Regions from separate parts of the Homo sapiens genome. Here region 2 is linked to region 1. A link is an interaction called in ENCODE POLR2A ChIA-PET data of the cell type or tissue named here. Cell type or tissue: PC-3. All regions are shown on one strand. Links, peaks and the distances in the headings refer to the core of each region. The heading gives the core; the rest is flanking DNA. Region 1 overlaps EDNRA (endothelin receptor type A). Region 2 overlaps ZNF827 (zinc finger protein 827).

What was found. Peaks named below come from ENCODE experiments on the same cell type or tissue, not always from the same donor. Only the 100,000 strongest peaks of a DNase experiment are listed, where the experiment ranks them.
Region 2: POLR2A ChIA-PET joins it to region 1 with 5 read pairs; 1 of 35 experiments calls an interaction of 5 or more read pairs at or near these places.

The regions. Positions count from the first base shown.
Region 1 is chr4:147,543,201-147,551,070 of GRCh38, forward strand. EDNRA (endothelin receptor type A) reads left to right here. Exons shown (of 8, transcript NM_001957.4): 8 at 1-1,754. Among named protein-coding and RNA genes, the nearest start is that of LINC02507, 23 kb to the right of the region's middle. RefSeq lists an enhancer at 7,765-7,824. In PC-3, for the core only: no CTCF peak of the experiment used is centred there; a DNase peak (open chromatin) is centred at 3,351; H3K27ac peaks cover 3,217 bases.
Region 2 is chr4:145,908,035-145,912,034 of GRCh38, forward strand. All of the region lies in intron 1 of ZNF827 (zinc finger protein 827), which reads right to left. Among named protein-coding and RNA genes, the nearest start is that of ZNF827, 29 kb to the right of the region's middle. In PC-3, for the core only: no CTCF peak of the experiment used is centred there; a DNase peak (open chromatin) is centred at 1,507; H3K4me3 peaks cover 824 bases; H3K27ac peaks cover 486 bases.

The DNA of each region.
Region 1 (7,870 bases), core at 1,262-5,261:
TCAGGTGAGCAATTAGATTAGTATTTTCCACGTCACTGTTTATTTTTTTAAAACACAAATTCTAAAGCTACAACAAATACTACAGGCCCTTAAAGCACAGTCTGATGACACATTTGGCAGTTTAATAGATGTTACTCAAAGAATTTTTTAAGAACTGTATTTTATTTTTTAAATGGTGTTTTATTACAAGGGACCTTGAACATGTTTTGTATGTTAAATTCAAAAGTAATGCTTCAATCAGATAGTTCTTTTTCACAAGTTCAATCTGTTTTTCATGTAAATTTTGTATGAAAAATCAATGTCAAGTACCAAAATGTTAATGTATGTGTCATTTAACTCTGCCTGAGACTTTCAGTGCACTGTATATAGAAGTCTAAAACACACCTAAGAGAAAAAGATCGAATTTTTCAGATGATTCAGAAATTTTCATTCAGGTATTTGTAATAGTGACATATATATGTATATACATATCACCTCCTATTCTCTTAATTTTTCTTAAAATGTTAACTGGCAGTAAGTCTTTTTTGATCATTCCCTTTTCCATATAGGAAACATAATTTTGAAGTGGCCAGATGAGTTTATCATGTCAGTGAAAAATAATTACCCACAAATGCCACCAGAACTTACGATTCTTCACTTCTTGGGGTTTTCAGTATGAACCTAACTCCCCACCCCAACATCTCCCTCCCACATTGTCACCATTTCAAAGGGCCCACAGTGACTTTTGCTGGGCATTTTCCCAGATGTTTACAGACTGTGAGTACAGCAGAAAATCTTTTACTAGTGTGTGTGTGTATATATATAAACAATTGTAAATTTCTTTTAGCCCATTTTTCTAGACTGTCTCTGTGGAATATATTTGTGTGTGTGATATATGCATGTGTGTGATGGTATGTATGGATTTAATCTAATCTAATAATTGTGCCCCGCAGTTGTGCCAAAGTGCATAGTCTGAGTAAAATCTAGGTGATTGTTCATCATGACAACCTGCCTCAGTCCATTTTAACCTGTAGCAACCTTCTGCATTCATAAATCTTGTAATCATGTTACCATTACAAATGGGATATAAGAGGCAGCGTGAAAGCAGATGAGCTGTGGACTAGCAATATAGGGTTTTGTTTGGTTGGTTGGTTTGATAAAGCAGTATTTGGGGTCATATTGTTTCCTGTGCTGGAGCAAAAGTCATTACACTTTGAAGTATTATATTGTTCTTATCCTCAATTCAATGTGGTGATGAAATTGCCAGGTTGTCTGATATTTCTTTCAGACTTCGCCAGACAGATTGCTGATAATAAATTAGGTAAGATAATTTGTTGGGCCATATTTTAGGACAGGTAAAATAACATCAGGTTCCAGTTGCTTGAATTGCAAGGCTAAGAAGTACTGCCCTTTTGTGTGTTAGCAGTCAAATCTATTATTCCACTGGCGCATCATATGCAGTGATATATGCCTATAATATAAGCCATAGGTTCACACCATTTTGTTTAGACAATTGTCTTTTTTTCAAGATGCTTTGTTTCTTTCATATGAAAAAAATGCATTTTATAAATTCAGAAAGTCATAGATTTCTGAAGGCGTCAACGTGCATTTTATTTATGGACTGGTAAGTAACTGTGGTTTACTAGCAGGAATATTTCCAATTTCTACCTTTACTACATCTTTTCAACAAGTAACTTTGTAGAAATGAGCCAGAAGCCAAGGCCCTGAGTTGGCAGTGGCCCATAAGTGTAAAATAAAAGTTTACAGAAACCTTGCAAGTGTCTCTTCATTTTTATGTAGTTTTCCATAGAAAATGTTTGTTACATAATGCCTGTTGCAAACCTCTCCTTAGTAATATCCTGGAAAGCAGTTTACTATCAAACAGGTACTTCCTACCTCTATTCTCAACCAACCTATTTTGTTGTACTGAGCATTTAACTCTGTCATTCATTCCTTCATTTACCTTTTCAGTAAGTTTAATTGGGCATCTACTATGCACCAGGCATTCTTCCAGATATTGGGGACATAGTAAACAAAACAGGCAAAGTCCCTGATTCCATGGAGCTTGCATTCTAGGCAATAAACAGTTACAGTCAATAAGCAATATATTAGGTAGATATCTGGAGGAAAAGATTCATATATATCCAACTGTTTACTTGACATCCACAGTTGGATGGCTAGTACACCATAATATATGCAGAATGAAGCTCCTGATATCTTCCAGCTTACCCTGCCTAATATTCCTCTGCTCAGTTATAGACAGTCCCATTTTTTAGGAGTTGTTCAGGATAAAAACTTTGAAGTCATTGCTCATTCCTTTTCCTCACACCTTTTAGCCAACATCTCCATAAGTCCTGAGAGCCCTATCTTCAGAATATATCCAGAACCTGACCACTTCTCTGTCTCTGCCTCTACCTCCCTAGTCTGAGCACCATCTTCTCTTGCCAGGATAACCACAATAGGCTCCTGACATGCCTACTCATGTCCAGCCTTATAAACAGCTGTATTCCAGTTGGAGCCAGTCTCTCCTCTCCCATAAGTGATTAGGTTAGGCGAGGCTGACCAGCATCCTCTGGGAGTTTCTCAGTAAGAACTAAGTCAGATAGAGCTATTTTCCTACTAAAGCAGGACTGGGAAGTTGTGAGCCTGGGCGTGCCTGGACGCTGTGGTTGAGCATTACGAAGAAAGTCAATCTAGAGTGTCATGAAGATGAAGAAGAGCATCAAAGTCCCCAGTTCTAGCTCTCCTTGATGCTTTCTCATGGCTTCAGTAAACAAACCAACACATTTACCTTTTCACCTACACTAGTTAAATCTGGTTTTCTGTTGCTTGCAATACGCACATTCTAAGACCATCTCATCTAAGTTATCTTGAGTTATATTTTGTTGTCGTTAACTTAATAGACTATGTTTTTTAGAGCTGTTCTAGGTTTACAGAAAAATTGATCTAAAATTACAGAAAATTCCTACATGCCCTCCTTTCTCCCCCCTTCTCCACACAATTTCCCCCTATTTTTTACACCTTGTATTAGTGTGGCACATTTGTTACAGTAAACGAACCAATATGGATGCAATATTATTAACTAAAGACTATAGTTTACATTAAGGTTCACTCTGTGCTTGACATTCTATGGCTTTGGACAAATGTATAATATCACATATCCACCATTACAGTATCATTCAGAAGAGCCTCACTGCCCTAAAAATCCCTGTGCTGCATCATTTCATCCATCCCTCCATCCCCTTCTTGATTTATCTGTTCACTCAACACAAATACCATGAACAACCATCATATTACATTGTGCTAATAGCTGGGAACAGGAAATCAGATGAATAAATAAATAAATGCAGTGACGAGCTTTGTGGTGACTCAACAGACGTCAGCATAGGGGCTGGTAAAGGCACAAAGGAAAGAGTAGTCAAAATTCTTTTAACTTCAGTTGGTGAGCATCAGCAGACAAGTATGAGGGCCTTTGCTTCCACAACTCTCATTTTACTTTGCATGAACATTATGTCACCTCTAGGAAAATGGCATAAGAATAAGCAATATAGTATTGTCTCTACATTGTGAGTTTTTATAAAGTCAGTAAATACATATTATTTTCCATTCAAAAGTAATTTAAAATTATCAAAATAATGAAACACAATTCCTAGATATAATTAGGAAATACCTGAGACAAATGTCAATCTTTGACTAATCTATTACCTCTATTGTTATTCTTAGGAGTATCACTAGTCCATGAGATAGCATGGAAAACCTTTTATGTGTAGAGTAAAGGAAACGTACTGCCAGCCTTCCCAAAACACTGCAAGCTCATGATTCTGAGTCTTCTCTTTCTTTATTTGTAAAATAATAGAGTACAGCCCTGTATTTATTGATTTTACTCCATACTTCAAAGCAAAGTTAAATCAGAGTGCAAGTTCACCATATGCAGTTGAATGTTTCTGAAATTCCAATGGGGTCTTCACAATTAAAACCCAGTGGTTTTTTGTTTTTTTTTTTAATAATCCTACATTTGAAGAAGTTTCTGCCATACTTTTCTCTAAATAGTAACAAAGACAAACCAAGGTCTATATTTGGTCAGCACTGATGTATTTTGACTTTTTTGTTTTTAAAACTGAAAGGGGACAGACTTGGGTTCCTAGAATCAGGAAAGAATCAAAGACTGAAAATAGCATTGTAACTGCAAAACTGGGCTTTCCCTATGAGGCATGCTAGAATAGTTCACTTTTGATTTGATGAAGCCAGAACTCATTGTAACTCCTACTTTCCCAAGCTTTTAGCATCAATATTATTCAGTAGATTCTACCAGCTGTATTTCTTTGGGGGTGGTAATAAATTAGGAACAGCAATGCCAACCCTAGTTAGAATCCGAAGAGTCATGGAATCTTCCTAGAGGAATATAGAGAATTCCACAAATTTTTCCCTTTTAGTCCTAAACCACAGGCCCTTTATCTAGTTTATCTAAATGGAACTGATCATCTTTTACTTGAATTTGATTCTATGAAGGTAGATACAACTGTATACTTGATGTTGTGTGATAGATTTGTCCCAGGTGGGAGTAATGACCCTGCGCGGTCTGCATACTACCACATTGTCAGCCAAATCACAGGCCCAAGGCACCTCCAGAGCACACAGAGCACAGCTCTGACTCACTCCATTTTTTTCTTTTTTTTTTTTTTGCAGGGTGGGTGGTTTGTTTTGTTCTGTTTTGAGACAGGATCTCACTCTATTGCACAGGTTGGAGTGGAGTGGTGCAACCTTGGTTCACTGCAACCTTGACCTCCTGGGCTCAAGCAATCCTCCCATCTCAGCTTCCCCAGTAGCTGGCACTACAGACACATGTCACCATACCTCGCTACTTTTTGTATTTTTAGTAGAGACAGGGTTTCACCATGTTGCCCAGGGAGGTCTCAAACTCCTGGGCTCAAGGAATCCACCCACCTCAGCCTCCCAACGGGCTGGGATTACAGGCGTGAGCCACCCCACTCGTCCTCTTACTCACTCCATTTGTGCATGCTTTTTTCAGAATAATGCCATTTCTCCATGAACTATAGCTCTCTATTTCTCTCAAAGTATGACTTTTAGTGTTAACTTCAATTAAGTGCTTGTGCTTTTAAAATATCCTAAAATGAGAACATCTAAGTGTGAGCAAGTAAAGGGAATACATTTGTGCCTAATGAAAAATTAATGTCATAGGTCCAACTTTTTCTCTATGTTATGAAACCTGATAGGGGTAGGCCTGGATTACTCTCCCTCACTCTCAGTCAAAATTCCATTGGGACAAATGGAATTCTGCTGAACAACTTAGATCTAGCAAGCAGGGCCAACCCCTGGAGCTGGGGGTAGAAGGGTGATTTCCCAAAGAAAGGAGAATTGGCCAGACGCAGTGGCTCACACCTGTAATCCCAACACTTTGGGAAGCCAAGGTGGGCGGATCACCTGAGGTCAAGAGTTCAAGACCAGCCTGGCCAACATTGCTAAACCCCATCTCCACTAATATTACAAAAGTTAGCTAAGCATGGTGGTAGGTGCCTGTAATCCCAGTTACTCGGGAGGCTGAGGCAGGAGAATTGGTTGAACCCAGGAGGCGGAGGTTGCAGTGAGCCAAGATCACTCCACTGCATGCCAGCCTGGGTGACAGAGCAAGACTCTGTCTCAAAAAAAAAAAAAAAAAAGAAAGGAGACTTGTCTATATATCTTGCTACTCCTTATTTCAGCTCCTTTTTGACATAGTTAGCTCAGTTCATTCATCAATTGTTATTAGTTTTTAAAAATAATTTTCCCTTTCAAATTATAAAAAGAATATATCAAATATGTCAATAATGTCTTTAAAACTCTTACAGAACAATAATTAATGAACAATCCATGTATATATGGAGGGAAACCCTATATATGGTGATATGGTTTGGCTCTGTGTCCTCACCCATATCTCATCTTGTAGCTCCCATAATTCCCACATGCTGCGGGATAGACCCAATGGGAGATGATTGAATCATGGGGGCAGGTCTTTCCCATGCTATTCTTGTGATAGTGCATAAGTCTCATGAGATCTGATGGTTTTTAAAAGGGGAGTTTCCCTCCACAAGCTCTCTTCTCTTGTCTGCCGCCATGTGAGACATGCCTTTCACCTTCTGCCATGATTGTGAGGCCTTCCCAGACACATAAAACTGTAAGTCCAATAAACCTCTTTCTTTTGTAAATTGCCCAGTCTCGGGTATGTCTTCATCAGCAGCTTGAAAACGGACTAATACATATGGGGATATATATCTGACTTATCCAGTCCTTTGCTACCCTAAACAAGACAGTGCCGTACATCATTGTCAAGTCTCCAGGGGGATTTGCATGATTTCTCTGGGAGATGTAAGCAGGACTGCTGCTGGATCATAAGGTTTGTGCATAGTTAATATCACCAGTTACAGCCAGGATGTCTCCAGAATGGCCAAACTAGTCCTGGGTTGATCCATCATTGAAGAGTTCAACAGCTCCAGATGCCATGAAATTGCTCCACTTTACACTGGAACCATCACGATGGAGGAGCATACACCGTTAGGGACACGTAAGCAGACACTGTCAAAGACCAGACCGGACCCCCTTGCATCCATTTTACCAGCTCTCTTCACTCATCTCCAGCTTCAAAGTTTTGGGGTTTTTTTGTTGGATTTTGTTTGTTTTTGAAACAGTGTCTCGCTCTTTCGCCCAGGCTGGAGTGCAGTGGTATGATCACAGCTCACTACAGCCTCGACCTCCTGGGCTCTAGAAATCCTCCTACCCCAGCCTCCTGAGTAGCTGGGAGTACAGGTGCATGCCACCACACCTGACTTTCTTTTATTTTTTTACTTTTTGTTTTTAGTAGAGAGGGGGGTCTTGCTATGTTACCCAGGCTGGTCTCGAACTCCTGGGCTCAGCAGTGTTTCTACTGCTTAATATTTACACCTGCAACAATCGGTGGCTCACCCTTGGACACTGGAGCCCGCCTAGACTGTAAGAAGAACTGCCTTGGAATTGTATATCCTCCTCCACCCCCACCACGACCTATAGCCAATGACTTACTGGTGTGGACTTACACCAGCTCTTGTATCTCAAGGTGGGGTAAACACCTTGCACCCTGGAGATCAGGCTGAGTCTGGGACTTCACCTGACATCTCAACTTTACTTAGTTTCTCTCTTTCCTTCCCGCAGCCTACTTCTTCCACTCCCTTACTAATTTCCTCTGGAAGCTGTGCCTTAACAAACCACTTACACCCAAATCCTTGGTTCAAGCTCAGCTTCAGGAAGAATCTGGGCAAAGACACACATTTCTATTTCACTGCTGAACATAAATGACAAATTCCAGACATTGATCATGTTAGATTCTTCAGCATACTAAATTTGGGCTCCTATTTAAAACTACTTTCACTTTCTTTACTGGGCCATCTTAATATAATATACTAAAATCTCTCCTAATTGACAATCCAAGCTTCCTCCCCCACAGCTGCAGTCCCAGCTGCTGTCAAAGAGCATGGCTTTTCTGTGGGATAGTCACGTCGACCCCTGTAGGAACTCCATTTCAGACTCTCAGGGGGTATGACTGTTAGGTGTTTCTGTGTCTCCAAATGTTACTCATGGCAGAAAGCAGCTGCAATTGCCCTTTACAGAACATGCCCCTCTCAAATAGCTGTCACGTGAAAATTTGAGTCATTTATGAAGCTGCAAACCAGTAAGAGAGGTAACAAGATTAAGTCAGGGTGGGCGGGAAAGTGCAGGCAGCACACACAGGCTGCTCGTCCAAGGAGTGTGACTGTGAGAACACTTGGGAACTCGGGCAGCAGCCAGAGGAAACAGCAGGGGCAAAGGAAAGGTGTATGTATATTCAAGAAAAATACAACCTCAGCGTTTTTAGGACAGAAGA
Region 2 (4,000 bases), core at 1-4,000, 1.6 Mb before region 1:
TCTCGGTAGAGAATGTCTTTTCAACTCACTTCCTTTTTGGTTTGACAGTTTTAATCAGATGCATTTAATTGGACCAATATACATCTCAGAGCATCCTCGTTCAGAAAGATTGTGAGTGCACAGTGAAAAAAATATATAACAAAGAGACACCTATTAATTTTCAAGCTTTTTGGTTTAAGCAAGTGGGGAAGGAAGCCTAAAAGTCCCATTTCTAAATCTACTCGCAAACTATTCCCACCAGTCAGTCCATATGAGTCTAGCCAGCAGGTTTTAATGAGAACAGGACTTGAATTCTTAGGACTCACCTGGCATAGGATTGGAGAGATGCTTTCTCACGGTCAACTCTCTAACAATCAGTGTCTCCAACACTCTCTTCTTGTGACCACAGGTATGTTCACCTGGTACCTACCAACCAACCTTCTGGTTTATTTTCATGTAAAAATCTTGTAAGTTTTCCCTTTCCTACTAATACACTTCTATAGCTAAATATCTAATGCCTTTTAAGATCATACATTTCCATTAGCATTATCAGTTATACTCATAATAAGTGCTGCAAATCATACAACCAACTTTTACATGCAGTTTTACATAAAAGTAGTTTGTAAGTTTACTACAAAAGTTATTAGCAAAACCAGTGCTACTAATTGACTTAATTCAACAAGCATTTACTGATCACCTACTATGTTCAGGGAACTGTTCCCTGCAAAGGGAAACAGAGACACAACAGTCTCTGGCATAAAAGTTTCTAATCAACAGAAGAGTGAGGGTTTCACAAGCATTCAAAGCATAATGACTGGTGCCACCATACAGAAACAGCAAGGGTTGTGTAAGCACAAAAGAGGGAATAATGAACTCCAGAGGTGCAGGTGGCTTTGGAAATGGACCTCAAAGGATGAGGGCGATTTTAATAGTAGACAAAAATTCATTAACAAGCAGCCTTGCTCCTCAGCAAATTATCAAAAAGGAAATATGCCAGTCATGGAGAAAGCTAATATTCAAGTGATATATGTTGGATAAATTAACCCAATGAAAAAATTGTATATTTTTATAAAATACACTATCTTCACATTTTAAAAATATACTATTGATTTGTCAAAGGTAGACCTTACCAACTATTTTACCATACTCACTAGTTTTGAAATCAAACTATTACATTATAAATACCTGGAGGCAAGGCTATGAGTTAGTCATTTTTGTGTTCCTTCTTGATTCCCTGCTCATAGTAGGGGTATCTGGGCTCCTGTGGTTGTAAATGACAGAAAACCAGCAGGACCGCATGAAGCAATAAGGGAATTTTCTCAGTTCCTGTACCAAACAATAAAAGGGGCACAATGGAGCCAGCATCAGATAGGATGTCGAAAGCACCATCAGGGCTCTCTCTCATTCGCCTCTAGTCTCTTCCTCTCAGGCCACTTTTCCCAGGAGGCTGAAAACCTGGCTGCAACCGGTTCTGGGTTTTCACTCTCAATGACTTCCCACTAGAGAAAGGTCTTTACGCCTCTGATTGGCCTGTTGGAGGTCATGTTCCCCTCCATGGGCCTATCACTGAAGCCAGGGGGCGGGTTCTACAATGGGCTCAATGTGGGTCACAGAAGAAAGGAGAGGGAAGAGGTATCAGGAAGACAAAAGCAATGACCTCTATAATGTTTAATAAAGGTTTCTTCTGCCGCATATCAGGCTGTTCTGAATCAATTTTATGATGCTAAGCATAAAACACATCCGCATTTAGGCCGGTTTTACTTGCCAAGTTTTAAATTGTCCCTTTGTAGCCTGAGAGCCTTAGCACATCCCCCACACCAGGTCTGCCTGAAACTAAGAGACCTCTCGCGTCTTCAAGGCTCCAAGTCCACAGTCTGAGGTAAATGCACGGCCGGCAATGGGCTTCACAGGACAGAGACTCGGAGATTACAGTTATCGAAACACGGATGTCCAGGACACCCAACCGCTGTCAGCGTGCCCAGGAAGAAAATGTAAGAACTGCTAGTTATTTAAAACTGCCAGGGTGCAGAAGACAACCAGATTCCTGTCACCAGTCCAGCTAGGGAAAAGGTGCTGCAAAGGCATGAGGAAGTGAGAGGAAGTCTGGAGACGAGAGTAGTCCACACACGGGGGGAGGGAGGGGCTCCTGGGTCAAGACGAGCATTTGGCACACAGCAACATTTTCAAATCATTATTCTAAATGACCGTGAGTAAAATAAAGGTAACACAAATGAACGCATCACTCCTCTGCAGAGTGAGTTCGAAAAAGTAGCTAAGTCAGTTTCAGTATTCTTCATATAAAGTGCTTAGCCAGACCTTCCATGGCCGAGGAACTGCCCGTGTTCCTCCCTCTACCTGCCCGTCTCAGCAGGAATGGCAACTCCTCCATCCTTTCAATTACTTAGACCCAAAACCATGCCACCTCCCTTGACTCTTCTCTTTCTCTCAGACCCCACATCCAATTCATTCTCGGATTCCGTTGGTTCTACCTTCAACAGAGGTACCAAATCTGGCCACTTTGCACCATTTCCACCACTACTACTAACCTGGTACCCAGTGCTGTCATCCCCCACCTGTACTATGGCAGTAGCCTTCCAACTGGTCTCCTCACTTCCCAACCTTGCTCCATTATTCTCAACCAGCAGCCAAAGTAAGTTCTCAAACTTCCACAATGGTTTCCCATGTTTCTCAGTATAAAATACAAAACTCTTACCTGAACCTCAAGGCATCCCTAATCATCTCCTTGTGACCTCCTCTCCTAACACTCTCCCTTACTAGGAAAATAAGCTCCTGCCTCAGGGCCTTTGCAATTGCTCTTCCTCTGCCTGAAACAGCCACATGCTTAATTCCCCTAATTCCTCAGGTCTGCCCTCAAACCTCACTGTTTTTTAGAATACAAGCTCCGAGGGAGGACTTTATTTTGGTTGCTGCTGCATCCTCGGCATTTAGGTTGGTACTGAACACAGAGCAGGCAGTCAATTATTATTTGTCCAATGCATAAATGAAATGGAAGAATAGGCTGAACAATCATAAAGGTAACATCTGTCAGTGATGGAAATAAGAACTATTTTCAAAATTGTAAATTAGAATGCTATTTTTCTCATGTGAGTCAAACATGGAACAGGGAAAAAGCCTGTTTTGCAAACTTTTCCACCAGTTTCCCCAAAGGCCAAGAAAGAACAACACTGCAGGGGAACTTGGTATTAAAGTCGCCGCCCCCTCTAAGAAGCCCCAACTTTCTTTGAGTTTTAGCTTAACATTTCAAGTGACTTCTGCATTCCACTCTATAAACAGCTGTGCCATCAAGGAAACTTTATTCTCTAGAAAGATGCAACCTGTTTCTCCAGGTACCGACATGCTTTGGAGAAACATGTACCGTGTTTGTAGAAGCAAGAATGTATAAAAATATCTAGCACAATGCCAAGAGCTCAATAATGGGTGACTATCATTATTACTGCTATTACTAACCAGAAAACAGTACTAGACCTATTAACCCCACTTTCAAAGACAAAAGCAAAGGCGCAGAGGATAAAGTAACTTGCCAGTATAATACAATTAATCTGTACGATATCAAAAACTATTCATTATACTTGAAGTTTGTTATATGAATTATTTTACAGATGGAAAAGCCTTGGAAATCTACTCTATATGACTAGTCTCTAGTTAGAGGCCTAGAGAGGGCCATAGATTTGCCCAAGGTCCCCTAGATGATTTCCAAACATAGGCAGTGCTTGAGCTCAGATGTCCCAATACTACTAAATCATGGTACTTTTCAATCAGCATTAAGTGAATGAATGAATTCTAGAACAAGCCACTGCATACAGTAGGCTCCCAATAAACATTTGTTGAATGAATGAACAATCATGAAAACACATCTGGAGCTATGATAGATGTTTTCATATTCATCAGCAAATTTCATCCTCACAATAATTTTATATAGGAAACCAAACTTTTCATTTTACAGACCAAAAAACCCAAGTTCCAAAAAGTTAATGGCTTACACAACATGCATGCTTACTGA